Linked DNA regions of Homo sapiens: region 2 is linked to region 1. A link is an interaction called in ENCODE POLR2A ChIA-PET data of the cell type or tissue named here. Cell type or tissue: A673. All regions are shown on one strand. Links, peaks and the distances in the headings refer to the core of each region. The heading gives the core; the rest is flanking DNA.

Evidence for each region. Peaks named below come from ENCODE experiments on the same cell type or tissue, not always from the same donor. Only the 100,000 strongest peaks of a DNase experiment are listed, where the experiment ranks them.
Region 2: POLR2A ChIA-PET joins it to region 1 with 5 read pairs; 1 of 35 experiments calls an interaction of 5 or more read pairs at or near these places.

What each region holds. Positions count from the first base shown.
Region 1 is chr6:8,832,177-8,839,778 of GRCh38, reverse strand. No RefSeq gene overlaps it. Among named protein-coding and RNA genes, the nearest start is that of HULC, 180 kb to the right of the region's middle. In A673, for the core only: no CTCF peak of the experiment used is centred there; a DNase peak (open chromatin) is centred at 4,358.
Region 2 is chr6:8,502,427-8,510,028 of GRCh38, reverse strand. All of the region lies in intron 2 of LOC100506207 (a long non-coding RNA gene), which reads right to left. Among named protein-coding and RNA genes, the nearest start is that of SLC35B3, 71 kb to the right of the region's middle. In A673, for the core only: no CTCF peak of the experiment used is centred there; a DNase peak (open chromatin) is centred at 3,698.

The sequences.
Region 1 (7,602 bases), core at 1,715-6,714:
TTGTTTTGGAAAAGGAGGAGCTAGGCTTGTAAAACGCTGGTGCGGAAGAGCTTTTCCCGTTGGGCACCAATCATCATGACAGAGCAGAACTCAGACCCAGGCATGTGTTGCTGTTTCCTACATGCTTACCATGTGCCATGCGCTTAGACAGTGCCTTCTCAACATGCTACATGCATTAACTTATTCCAGCCTTACCACAACCCCATTTTGCAGATGAGGAAGTGGAGGTATAGGTTTTAAGTAACTCACTGGTTCACATAGCTACTAAATGGTGGTGCTGGCCTTCGGCAGAGTCCAACCAAAGTGCACACACTTAACCACAACATTGCTGCCCTCATATTGGCTTATCCATACATTTAAAGGCCTTTTGAGAAAACCAAGAGTTACTTTGAAAATGGGATTAGAGTATAATGGGTTCAAGGCTGAAACTGGCCTCTTTTAGATGGATGTCACTCTGAACTTTGGCATTCTCATTTGTAAAATGGTGACATAAATAGTATCCAGCAACAAGGACTGTTTCGAAAAACGGTCAAGATCATGCAGAAAAGAAAATAAAAACCCTCAGTAATCCTTAGCTATTATTATTACATAAGTCATAATGTAACAGAGGAAAATACTCCTATTAGAGCATATGTAATAGAAAATTCTAGTGCAAACTACTTTGCAATTCCACAGACATCATCTCCCTTCCCCTTAATAGTTATAACCAAAATGAATGGCGTGGACATTGTTTTATACACCAGTTTTAGAATTATACAAGGACCTAGCTCTATCAGGAGCCAATGAAAAATCGTACTGTGATTTTCCATTCCCTTTGTATATATCCATGGAAATTCAGTCGGCTCCCTCAGTCGTCTTATCTGTGCTTTCAGCAACCCGTTAAAGACCAGCTAGTGCATCTGAAAGTTCTTTTACTCAATCAATGAGCTTGTTGCCATGGCAGGCTAACATGAGGTGCCATTGATGATGACTCGATTTCCTCTCGCATCTGAACTGGAAAGGGAGAAGACAGACTAAATGAAATCCCATCCATCTTAATGAAATACAATTATATTCTCCTTATTAATCATTTACGAATCAATATGTCTCTTCTTGGTGAACCTTACCAGAATTTGTCATTCCATGCCAAGCCTCAATACATCTTGTCTTGTAGTGATTTTTATAAGTTCAGTCACCTGTGTCCCAGGGTAAATAACAGTGTTTTCTCATACTGCAGAGCGAGGGCAAGAACAGCAATGACAGGGTGGATCGCAGAAATCCCCTCTGAATGCTAAGCAGCCCGCTGAATATTGCCTTCACGTGCATAATTGAAAAATGTACCGTTTTATTTTTAAATAGCATGAAGGAAAATGGATTACCTTAGAAAGGGGCTTATTCTAGTACCATTAAGTGGGAAAACCTCTTGGGTATTCTTACCCATCGACTGCTATAATCTTGCACGGGCTTATCAACATATTATGTATGTATATGTATATACATAGAGAGAAAGAAAGATTTCTTAGAGCATAATTTACAGCCCACCTCACTATACTTTACATATGCATATAATGTATCAATTTAACATTTTACTTAACAACAGTCACCTGTGGAAAAACTACTATTGTTTATATCTTCTTAATCCGGATTGCAAGACTAGACTTGGACTTCATGCATTCTGTGGCTGCTTTGTAGCTATTGTTTAATTAATGAGAACAAAGCAAAGAATAAGTAAGAAGAGAGAAAGAGAAAGACAGTGATTCTGGCGGCAAGAGCAAGGAATAAGTGAAGAGAAATAGATTGTTTTAAATGTTAAATTGGTTTTATGAGTGAGAAGTAAGTCATTCTATGGTATCTATCTCACCAGGGGATTTTTGTTATTTGTGCCAATTTTAACTATGTCTGAACCTTTATTGATGAGGAATTGTATAACCAGAACAAGTTTAAGAATACCTGGGGCATGCTCCAAGTTATATACATATGAGAAAATGCTTAACACAGATTTGATAGCTTTCCCACTTAGCATACATACTATCTATATATCTATTTTTATCTATGTCTTTATCTGGAGCTATAGCTGTAAGACTGTCTTAACAAGACTATATGCTTTTCACTTTATGATTGAAAAAAAAATACTAGAGTAAAATAATCTAGGAGCTTTACATTAAAAAGAAAGGTTTGAAATGCAAGAAAATAAACACCTCACAAAGAAACATCCTGTGTGCTGTTGGCACCCCTCAGTGTCAGCCTCCTTGAGCAACATAAACGCAAGCACTGAGGCGTGACTCCAATGCACCCTGAAGTCAATGAAATTTGAGGTCAGTGATTTTAAAAAGTAGCTGGAAAATCTGAAAGGATTGGTGCAGTTAGTTCAGTTGCAGACATTGTTCTGAGTAGGTGGCTTTTAATAGTCCCCATACCAGAGACTCTTAAGGGTCTGGGAAACCCTGTCCTTTTTCCTCCCCGTTACAATTTCTTCTGATAGTACTCAAACTCGCTGCCTAACACGAATTGGCAAGGATGAATTAATTCAATTATATGATTGGTTCATTAGAGATTCAGGTTAAGGGTGAAATCCAAGAAATGTGTGAATCAAAGAGGATAGAATGCCTTTGACCTTTTAATCACTTCTGTGCCACATTCTGTCTTCCCTGCAAAACAGGAGAGGTTTCTCCTTCCTTCTCCTATGGTCTTCCTAACCATAGCTTCTAACCTCCCTCAAAATTTATTTTCCAAGGCTCTCAAACCCATGCTTGTAATAGGAAAACCAGAGATATATACCTGGGTAAGATTGCAGCCCCTCCACCACACTTAAAAAAAGAAAGAAAAAGAAGTGGCACTTTAAAATCAATTTTTTTTTTTTTAGACGGAGTTCGCTTCTGTTGCCCAGGCTGGAGTGCAATGGCAGGATCTTGGCTCACCGCAACCTCCACCTCCCGGGTTCAAGCCATTCTCCTGCCTCAGCCTCCCTAGTAGCTGGGATTACAGGAATGTGCCACCACGCCAGGCTAATTTTGTATTTTTAGTAGAGACGAGGTTTCTCCATGTTGGTGAGGCTGGTTTCAAACTCCCGACCTCAGGTGATCCACCCACCTCGGCCTCCCAAAGTGCTGAGATTACAGGTGTGAGCCACCGGACCTGGCCCATGCCCATATTTTTAATGGATTCCTACTGCTTTCCTCCAGGAAGCCTTCTTGGATTTCCTTGAACAAAAAAAAGTACAAATACCTGAGTTTATCAGTCTTCCTATTGACAGTCTGAAGAAGTCTTTACAGAAGACACTTTGAAGACGCTAGAAAAGAGAGAGAAAGAATTGTCTTAATATTTAGTGATCCTGAGAAAATCAGATTTGGAATAACCCTGTAAAGGTGTTCCCCCTGGGACTTAGCGTGAGTGCTCCACAAATATTTACAGTTGGATAAGGTTTTCCAAGGGGAGAATAAAATGCAAAGTTGTCAATAAATAAAATTTGAAAATGCTCCCTACACTTTATACTCCATAGGGACAAGTTTATTTTGTCTTGCATAGTATTTCAATCCCTCAATCATATGGTAAGAGAAGAATGTATCACCTTCTGAGAAACATCATGCATGGAAGGAAGGATTTTCTCTGTATCTCCTCTTAACCCGTATGGCAGGAATTTTGTGGTTGTTATTGCTAGTGAGGAGTTAGCTTGTTTTCTCCCACTAGGTTCAGGAGGTCAGAGACTGATTGTTTTATCTCTGTACTCAACACATATCATACTACCTGGCTCATAGTAAAGGCTATGATTTTAATAAACAAATATATAGCAAGTTTCTCCATGTAACAAATTAGTACATACATTTTTGTGATAGACACAGCCCTTGCAGAATGGAGATTTTCATCATCACGAATGTTCTAAAGTGAGACATCCCACAGGCTACTTTTGTTTTTAGTACAGACACAAAGCTAGTCATAAAGCATTAACACAAATCTAGATCACTGGTCTCAGTTTAAAAAAAGAATGATGCTCTCATATTCCAGTATTCACAAATTCTAAGAGATCTCTCTTTCATTCTCCATAATCCCAAACCTTTGCACTACGTTATTTGCAGGGTTATAAAAGGACAGTTCTGATCAGTTTGCCTTCTATAGGGTATCTGCCATTATGGCTGAAGAGCATGAGTCTAATCTACAAATAAATGTGGTGCTGATTTCTGATTGTTGCAAACAATAAAAGAGGTTTTACAATTGCAAATGGTTTAATTTGTTCAAACAGTCCCTTGTTCATTTTCGGTTCCCTTTACTCTCATGTTTCAGTTCACATGCAAGTCTTCTTAATCCAGAGCTCCAAAATCAAGATTGGTGGGAAGAAAATCCAATTGTTTAGGGTCAAAATAAAGACGTTTTTCAAATGCCAAAGAAAGAGAGCAGGGTTATTCTACTTTGATGTTAATACCATGCCTTTTGTAGTTTTCCTGTTTTTTTGTTTTCATCTTCCACTGTCAACAGGGCACCAGATTTTATAGGCAGCTTAACACAGAGCAGATGTTGATTAAAAGAAATGTGGTTTTGAGTGTGACATTAAAAAAATATCATTCTCTCCTGTCTAAATGTTATATTCTTAATGGGTTTAATTTTTTATTAGTTGATATATAAAGAAACAATAAGCATACATTCAGTCTTAACTGAACCATACACAGCTCACTAGCTGGATCATGAATAAGGCAAGAAAGGTTCACATTTTAATATTTAAAAAAAGAAAAAACATCTTCTACTTTGTGCAAAAAGCATGTGTTTCCTGGCCAAGCCTCTTAGCATTTGTATTTACTTTATGAATAGAAATGGTTTAAACATGGTAAAAATGATCCTGAATGCATGTTTTTAAGATCATCTCTAAATGCACTCTTAATCCGAGTATTTCTTTTATTTTGATCAATGATGACATACCAAGAGCAACTTTGGGACTAATAAATCTGGAATAAACGTGACAAAGATGAAAGCAGAGTTGGAACCTTGAAAGACAAAAACAAACAAACAAAAAAGCTCCAATGACTTTATAGACACCATCATGCAGGAATTAAATAGAGGCTATATTTGGCACAGCTGACCACTCAGGTGCTAGAGGCATTTCCAAATGACTGAGCCAAGAAAATAGTGTGTCCCTACTTGTGCTGATATAAGTTTGAAAGCTTTGATGAGTAGATAAGACTAGATACCTGACTTCAGCAGTCCATGACCCCAAAATAAATGAATGTAGAAGGCAAATTTTTCACAATTGGAATGAGAAACCCTGCAAGATCCATAGCAAAGTACCTGTGTGATCATTTACTTGCATTGCCCAAAACCGAGCCATGTGCCAAAAAAGGCTTCACTTTGTTCTTTGGTACACAGATCAGAAAGGAACATATGCAGTATTGTGTGTTGCTGTTGTTCTTGCTATTTTGAGCTATAGAGATGCTGTACCTACAGGTTTAGTTTCTCTAGGTAAGCTTTGGCCAGGTCTCTCTACGGCCATGAGTCAGCCATCTGAAGGTAAGTAAGTGCTAATAGTAGTGATTCTCATCCTTTCTGTGCATTACTGGACCACATGTGGTCCAAGAGATTTGTTGGATAGAAAAAAAATCCTTATTCAAAGTAGTTAAAGCAGAATCAATGCGACAATGACCAGTTAGGTCAAATCTTAATGTTAGTTTAAGAATTCCTTTATATCGGTAATCTATGTGCATTATGGAAAAAAAAAAAACTGTGATCCAAATAATTCCAGCATAATCTCTTTCATTTGCCTCAATGATACTGCAGTTACTTTATTTAAAAATAGAAATGCCGTGTAATATTAGTCCCAAAGCAATAAAACCTGATATGTGCTATAATTGGGAATATAATCTCACATTTAAGGGTACACTCCAAAGATTCTAGCTCCTTCAAAAGGGACTGGCGGTGATGTATAAAGGAAAACTGTATTTCAAAGAGTCCAATAGACAGTGTAAATATGTTCACACACACACACATTTTTAGTCAGGGAAGAAATATAGTGCCCTTAAGTTATCTTTGGTACATTTTTCGGGTTGTTTAATTCCTTAGTTTCTTCATTTTTTGTCCTGAAACACTTTGGAGATAATTAGGACCACTATATTTTTGGTTTTTATTTATGAAAAATATATATTTCCTTTCAAAATAATATTAAAAGATAAAACATAAAAATACAACTTTCTTTGTGCCTCATATTCCAATCAAGAAATGCAAAAAACATCACTAATATATCCTATAGCCATAAGTGGCATAATTAAAATGTTAGGAGGGTCACAAAAGTAAGAGGACTTCCCACAGACTAAGAGAAAATATTTACAAATAACATCTGATAAAGAAATGACTGCTACCCAAAATCTGTAAAGAACACTTACAACTCATCAAAAGGAAAATGAACAACCTGATTAAAAAATGAGCTGAAGACCTGAATAGATACCTAACCAAAGAAAACTTACAGATGATAAGCATTTGAAAAGATGGTCAACACCATATATTATTAGGAAATTGCAAATTGAAACAACATTGAGATACCACTGTATACCTAGTAAAAGGCCAGAATCCCAAACATTGACAACACCAAATACTAATGAGGTTGTGGAACAGTGGGAACTCTCATTCACCGGTGGGAATGCAAAGTGGTACAGCCACTTTGGAAGACAGTTTGGTAGATTCTTAATAACCTAAACATACTCTTAACCATACCATCTGGCAATTGTGCTCCTTGGTATTTACACAAATGAACTAAAACTTATATCCACACAAAACCTGCACATGGAGATTTACAGAATCTTGATTCATAACTGTCAAAAGTTGGAAGCACCCAAGATATCCTTCAGTAGGTGGATGGATAATTAAACTGGGAAACATACAGACAATGGAATGAATACATGGAATATTTATTTATTTATTTATTTATTTATTTATTTATTTATTTATTTATTTTTGAGACGCAGTCTTGCTCTGTTGCCCAGGCTGGAGTGCAGTGGCACCATCTCAGCTCACTGCAACCTCCGCCTCCTGGGTCTGAGTGATTCTCCTGCCTCAGCCTCCCTTGTAGCTGGGACTACAGGCACATGCCACCATGGCCAGCTAATTTTTGTATTTTTAGTAGAGACGGGGTTTCACCATATTGGCCAGGCTGGTCCTAATCTCCTGACCTCGTGATCCACCCACCTCAGCCTCCTAAAGTGCTGGGATTACATGGAATATCATTTAGTGCTAAAAGAAATAAGGTATCAATCCATGCAAAGACATGGAGGAAATTTAAACACATATTGCTAAGTGAAAGAAGCTAATCTGGAAACGGTACATACTGTGTAATTCCAACTACATGATACTCTGGAAAAAAAGAAAACCGTGGAGACAGTAAAAAGATCAGTGGTTGTCAGGGATTGGAGGAAAGAAGGGATGAACAGACAAAGTAGGGAGGATTTTTAAGGCAGTGAAACTGCTCTGTATGATACTACAATGGTGATACGTGCCATTCTACATTTGTCCAAATCTATAGAATATGCAACAGCAAGTGTGAACCCTAAGGTAAACTATGGACTCTTGGTAATAATGTGTCCATGTAGGTTCAACTATTGTAACAAATGTACCTCTCTGATGGGGAATTTTGGTAGTGGGGAAAGTTGT
Region 2 (7,602 bases), core at 812-5,811, 330 kb after region 1:
TGAAGAAAGTAATACACAAAAAGCTGAAATAAGTTGCTAAAGACCACATGATTATTAAGTGACAGAATTGGGGTCTGTGCTCTTAACCAATATCCTCATCACCTCCCTAAAATAATAACTAGTAATCATTGCAGGGAGCAGCAAGACCAGTGCTGGCTAATCTACCACTGGGGAAAGTGCACATAGGGACAAACTTTCTTAACAATAATTTAATAATATTGCCTTGAAAATGTTCGTATCCAATAATCTTACTTCCAGAAAAATTGTTCCAAGAAAATAATCAGAATTGTGGTCAGTTATTTCTGTATAAGAATATTTCTAGCAACATTATTTCTGTTATTGAAGAAAGTTTAAACATCTAATAAATAAAATATGGTACATCCACATGATGAAATATCCTGCAGCCATTAGAAATATTATCTTAAAGAGTATTTGAAGTTGGGGAAATACTTAGGATACAATGCTTAGTTTCTTTGTTTTTGTTTTTTTAAGGCAAGAGGTAAACTAACACATGCGGTCTGGTCCTAAGTATGTACATACATGTGCACACACACACACTAAATTAGAAGAAAATATACTAAAAGCTAGTGGATATATCTCAATAGTAGCATTACAAGTCATTTTTGCTTTATTTTTTCTATTTCTGTTTTTCAATTTTCTGCAATAAATTTAAATTGCCTTCATAATAAGAATAAAATGCTATATGTTGGTATACAACTAATATTGTGATTTTAAAAAAATTGGGAATATTCACCAAAAAAATCCACACTATATATATTAATAGTTTGATAAGTCTGTAGCTAAATCTCACTAGATGGAAGCAAATACTGACATAGAGCCATATTAGTAAGTTGACATTTTGACCATGTCATGTTGAAGGACAAGAAACCTAAACATTTCTTTGGCCAATCTTCTCCAAGTCATCTCAAGGTGTCTTTTTGGGCTGACCATCTGCCTGATCATACTTCGTGGGACTAACAACAGGTGGCTTCTTGGTGAGGTACCTCAAGAATCTTGTCCTCTGAACTCTGATTCTCTATTATCTACAGCACTAAGTTATCAGGGTAGAGATAACATTAGGTAGAGATAATTAGAGCAAGATTGAGATTTTTTTTCAGACAAGTTTAAGATAAACCTAGAAACATTTCAAGTTTTCTTTAAAAGATTACTGTAATGATCAAGAAGTTTTGTTTTTGTTGTTGTTGTTGCTGCTGCTGCTGCTATTGATCTTAACCACAGAACCAGTCTGGAGAATCACTGGTTCACGATAAAAATTAGATGTCTTTGACAAAGAGCTGAGCCACCATGCATATCTGATATCTCTTTATGACATTTTCAATAATGAGATAAATTCAAGGTTATGAGATAACCGCCAGGCCAGTCAATGCTTTCATGTGAACAATTAGTTTTCAAATATACTGCATGTAATATAGCCAATACAATGTAACAAACACTTTTCTGGAATAACAACGTCATTCCTAGATAAAGCACCAAGGTGAAAAGATACACCTTGTTTGTCATATGTTCACCTCCTTCACATACTATTTGAAACAGTAATCCATGTCAGATACTGTTCAGTTTCTCATTCAAACAATCCTAAAATGGTAAAACTCCTGGGAACTGATGTTAGAATTCCTGGGAATGGTGGGATAGGATAAGTTTGTGTATTAACAGCAAACCCCTAGATAATGCTAACTATGTCCCAGGCATGGTTCTAGTACCATTGTATGCATTAACTCATGTAAGCTTCACAACCACCATATGAGGAAAGGGATATTACAGATGGGGAAACTGAGACACAAAATGGTTCAGTAACTTGTCCAGCAGGAAATCCAGGCAGTTTAATGCCAGAGTCCCTACTTTTACCCACTTATTATGCTGCAATCTACAACTTTAAAATAATAATTTAATTTTGGATCTTCAGGGACAGCTAAAAGCAGTAATGTTAGATTACCATCCTGAATTCTGAAATATTGACTCCGGCAATAACATCTAATGTGTCTTAGCAACATGTATACCATTCTTTTCTATAGATGACATTTTTCATAACAGTCAAACAGCCTATGAGATACACGTTCAAGGGAAGTATATTTCATTAAGAGTTTGGCTCTTCTTCACTTATCTACTAGAACAAAAGGATTGTTCCAAGCTCTGCAGGTAAGATGGAGCAGTACTGAACCAGGTGGCATGATCTGCCACCCCGAATTCTTGGGAAGTCAGTCAGTTACGTGGTGCCCACTCTAAAGTGACAAACTCAGGCCAAGAGTGCTGAAGGCTTCAGCCAGCTCTGGATTTTGAGCTGCCCATTGTATTAATCTCTCAACGTTCCCCAGAGACGGGGCCAAGCTGCCTGTTCCTCCCACGTCTGCCAGTGATAACTACTGTGCTCATGATCAGAGTCTGGAAAACTACCCAGAGTGCCAGAAACTGTTTCAATAAAATTGTGAGAGTATGTTGTGGAAAGTATATTTATTACTATTTGGTAAACTTTATCAGGGACATTTTCTATTTTCATTACTTTCAATGGCAAAAACCGCAATTACTTTTGCACCAAACTATACTCTTGAACTTTTTCATCTTTTGTTTTGTTTTACCTGAACTACTACATTTTCGCAAGGCAAAACATTAAAATTGCTCGCTTGTCGATAATAACCCTTTAGTTCTTTCTGTATTCATCCATTCTCACACTGCTACAAAGAACTACCTGAGACTGGGTAATTTATAAAGACAAGAGGTTTACTTGACTCACAGTTCCACACACTGTACAGGAAGCATGGCTGGGAGGCCTCAGGAAACTTACAATCATGGCAGAAAGGAAAGGGGAAGCAAGCATGCCTTCACATGGCGGCAGGAGAAAGACAGCGAACGAAGGGAGAAGTGTCACACACTTTTAAACCATCAGATTTGGTGAGAACTCACTCACTATCATGAGAACAGCAAGGGGGGAATCTGCCCCTGTGATCCAATCACCTCCTACCAGGTCCCTTCCCCAGTATTGGGGATTACAATTCAACATGAGATTTTGGTGGGAACACAGAGCCAAACCATACCAGTTCTACTTCCTAAATTTCGCACTGATGGATCTGAAACATCACCCTATCTCAAGGTTGCACTTTTTGAGGGTAGAATCTGTATTTTGCACCCATTAGTCTACAAGTACATGATGAGTATCACCCCTCATAAACGGAACTAATTTGAAAATGGTGTGAAAATGTCCTGTGTTCCCCTGACTACCAGGCAAGAACAATCGAACAGGCACGATGGCTAGATCCAAATAGAGTCCTACTTCTCAGGTATTTTTGAGACACACTTTAAGGCAATACCCTAGATAGAGTCTTTACTGGGATTACTAAAAATGTCAATCTTGATTAAACCAAGAGGTGCCATTGGAAGGTTTCAAAGTAAACTTTATATATAAAGCTATCCTACAATATAGCTCAGAAAAAAATTAATTTCAGTGTTAACCCAAATAGCTTTGCAGTTCAAGCAGTAAAATCATGTCCAGATTTGCCCCTGTACTCCTAGACATGGCCAAACAATTCCTTCTTGGTAGAGCTGCTCTTTGAAAAGATAAAGAGCTCTGTCTGTCACTGCCAATAAATATCTCTACAGAAGCTCGAATTCCAGGAAGCACTTTAGAGCCCCTAGGAAGATAAAAGCAACTCCCCATTGAGGAGAGAATCTTCAAAATGCCCAGCAGCACCCTGGAGAGCAGCTCAGGAGTCCAAGATACTGGAAACTGTGTTCTGAGGGATTCTTAGGAAGAACCATCCCCCTCTAAGACTCTAAGACCTTGAGGAGCCACCCAGCAGGCCATTTGGATGTTAAGAGGATCTTTTACTTGGAAACTTCTGTTTCTCACTTGGTGAGAGAGTGGGGAAAACATCAGGAGCAAGAAAAAGGAAAAGTATAAAAAGTGAGAAAAGGAAAAACTGAAGGGAGAGCACCCATTATTTCCAGGCAGTATGTGAGACGCTTTACAAGTCTTGCTTCATTTAATCCTCACATCACTGCTATGTGAGGACTGGTATAAACTCCATCTTATGCATGAGGAAACTGACAATCAAAAGGATTAAAAATAAAAAAACTTGCCCTATGTAAAATATCTTGTAAGAGTCAATGTCGGGTCTGTGAATTTTTTGCCATACTACATTGCCTTTCCCATCTGCCTTATTTGTTTCTATATGGCCAGGAATGTTTGCTTTTTTCCCCTTACACATTTTGCTGCATGAGCAGAAAATTAATTATCTTCTTGGAAGTCTACCTGGTGAGACTGGTGTTCTAGAAAAACTGAACTGTCAGCAAAGGAAGAGTCCCTGAAATGCAGTACCCATTGGCATGGCTGTGATCTGGGTGCATCGAAATATGTAAACCTAATTTTCAATCTCCATTGCTCAGCTAATGCCATTGACTTGAGCTTTTTTTCCAGGGCCTCCCTGACACTCGTTACATACATCCTTCAGCTCAGAGCTTCCTATCTCAGTCTTGTTGTTGATATAACAAATAGCTCTACCAGAACATCATTTCCTAATCCCAGACATTTATCACTTCTTTGAATTGCATCTTTACCATTCTCCATCTCTTCTTTTAAGCTTTTAACATAACTTTCTCATGTGCTATATTAATATTATTTTTTCACTTTCATTAAAGGCAGGATTCATAAGCTAAACAACTAAGGAAAAGAAGGAAGGAAGGGAGAGAGATAATCACATTTCCTGAATTTTTGTAGAGTTTTCCCTCCTATGGATCTGTTTACTTATTTAACCATGGAATTTTTAGAAATTGAGTTTTACAGATGTAGTTCAATTCCTTTGCTATATATATGCAGAAACTTCAGCAAAATTATACAACTAAAGGTAGGGTTGAAGCTATTTTGTCACTGTTATGTCACTGAGTTTTCTCCCTATTATGATCGTATTCCCAGAAACAAACCACCTGAGTTATATATACCCAAGGTTTATGATACAGATATTTTGTTAGCTATGTAGATATTATAAAATACGTTACTTAATACTGTAGCTTAAGAAATTATTGCTTTATTCAATAATATCTGTTTAATTTCTAATTATAATAATCTCAAAAGTATTTTAAGTTTAATCATCAATAATATCTTTTTATAGAAGTAAAGCTGGTGTCACTGGAATTCTGAGTAAACTTACAGAAACATAGAATCAGTTTCTCAGGACCTATGGCTGTTTAATAAAATGGCCATAGAAGACCTTCTGGATTCTTTCTGGTTTTCTAAATTCTAAAATGCAATAGAAATAAGAAACACAGTGTTTCCATCTTTAAAGCAAGCAAAGCACCTTAGTGTACATTTCTGAAATTTCTGTTTTGTTGCTTTTCAGTTTTTATATAAACTGTTTTTAAAACTAAAATGGGGAGAAAATCAGATTTTTGCAGAGTGCACGATTCTAAGATGAAAAGTGAAGGGTAGTTGCAAAGGGTGTTCCCTGCTTCACGCTTACTTTGTAATTAAGTAGGGTGAACCTCAAACAGAAGCTGAATAACATGCAGGTGCGCACATGCACGCACACACACACACACACACACACACACACACACCTGACATAAACTACTGCATTCCATTGTCATCAAAAATGTAAAGCTTAGCTGTCCCGAGGGCAAGCAAAATGAGCTTCTCAGCTACTCATCTGGGTTTCAGAATGGCAGCTTGACAAGTGGATACTCTTCAGTACACAAAACAGCTCCACAAGTAAAAACCAGTTCAAAGATGCCCTTTGCAGAAAGACGTCCTTTGCAGAAAGCCAGTTCACTATTTTGACAAAAGGATTATTTAAACACTGAATTAGAGTCGAGATTTGTGAAAGATGTTAGTGAAATTCTCTCCTGCTGCTCCTTTTCCAGAATTTTTTTGTTTCTGGTGCTCTAATTAAATTAATTACATTTTAAAAATAGTTGTCATAATTTTGCGGTGTTACTATTTACCCTTCTTGCGATGTCAAACAGCACCATTATATTGTTAAGAGTTAAGCATATTCTACCCACAAATAAATGTGTGAATATTCTTTGACCCAAAAAGGTTATAAAAGATACTGTTACTGTGCCCATGTTTAGCTATTAAATCTTAGTAAACGATTTAAACAGCTCCATTTGAAGTCATATTAACACAACAAAGATTGTGCATTTCCTGAGGATTTTGACTTGGTGAGCTACTAAAGCAATAGACTTTCTTTCATCATACTGAACTCCTTTTGCTTCATTTTCTTCTTGTTCACTATGTCTTTATATTCTATTTGAAATACAGACCTATTTTATCATTTTCTTGCTTTTGGATTTGCCTAAAAAATTGCTTGCTTCAAAATTGAGATGCCTTTGTTATTCAAGATATGCGCTTCATATATACATGAAAATCAAATATACATAATTTTTTATTTTCTAATATGTCAGCTTGATACATAGAAAAGAGACTAATGTTAACTTCAGGTGCCATGAGCATTTTTCTGTTTCACGCATTTTTGTATTACTTGTTGATATAGTAGCTGTGCCTCTGCTTTTAGTTCCTGTTAATTTATCCACCCTTTTTTCCTGTCTGAGGAAGAAGGAAGTGTTTCTTCTGAAGTGAACATTATATTTTGGGGAGGGTGGTAACTGTGACGTGCAGTCCCTCTATTGCCCATGAAGCAGTTCGAAATTCAACAAAAAAGAATTAGTTTCTAACATACTCAAGCTGACTAATATGATTTGACATTACTTGACACTGAAAATTTATTTTAAAGTGCCATTTCTGTTTTAAGCTACATATGCAGTTTCACATTAGCTGAGGTAAAATAATTCTCACCAAACAAAATCAATTCAAAATTTAGAAATGACAATATATTGAGCATAGTTGTGATTCATTAAGAGAACAGATTATTTAAAATCACTAAAATGAATAGTCTTGACAAATTTTATCCCCATTTTTGCCTTTTTCTAATCAATTACCATGAGAAAATGTTTAAAATCTCAACAAAATGCAAACCAAGCCACTTTTTAACAACAAACAACACACACAATAAAACCACTTCCATATACTGGGTAACACACAAATATTTGTTAAAAACAAAACTATATTATTCTCTTCTATCTTCAAATTTACTTTCTTGAGAGCAAAACTACATCATTGCCTACTTTTCTATACCTCATGCTTTCATTCTTGTAATAAAAACTGCTGTTTCAACCTTTTATTAGTTTCTTGGGTTATTCTCTTTGTCTGTAAGAATCATTCAGCTTCTACTGACCTAGGCAACACTTGCTCATATCAAAACTTAACTCAGGAGTCATCTCCTACAACAAGTTCTCCATAAACCCTAAGAGTAGGTGATTTTCCTCCTATTTGTCCCCATATGACCCCATATTTCTCCTCAACCAGGGTATAAGCTCCTCAAACCTACCACAGTGTCTAGTTCATAGTAGGCATTCAAGGAATGTTTACTGTTTATTAATAATTCTAAACTCGATACCTTAGGTAATAGTAACAGCTAAGTTTTCACTTCTAGGTAGCTGGGACTTACGAATCATTCATTATACATTATTTTTTCTAATCCAGTGGTTCTCAATGTGTGTTCTCCAGACCAACATCAACATTGCCTGGGAACCTGT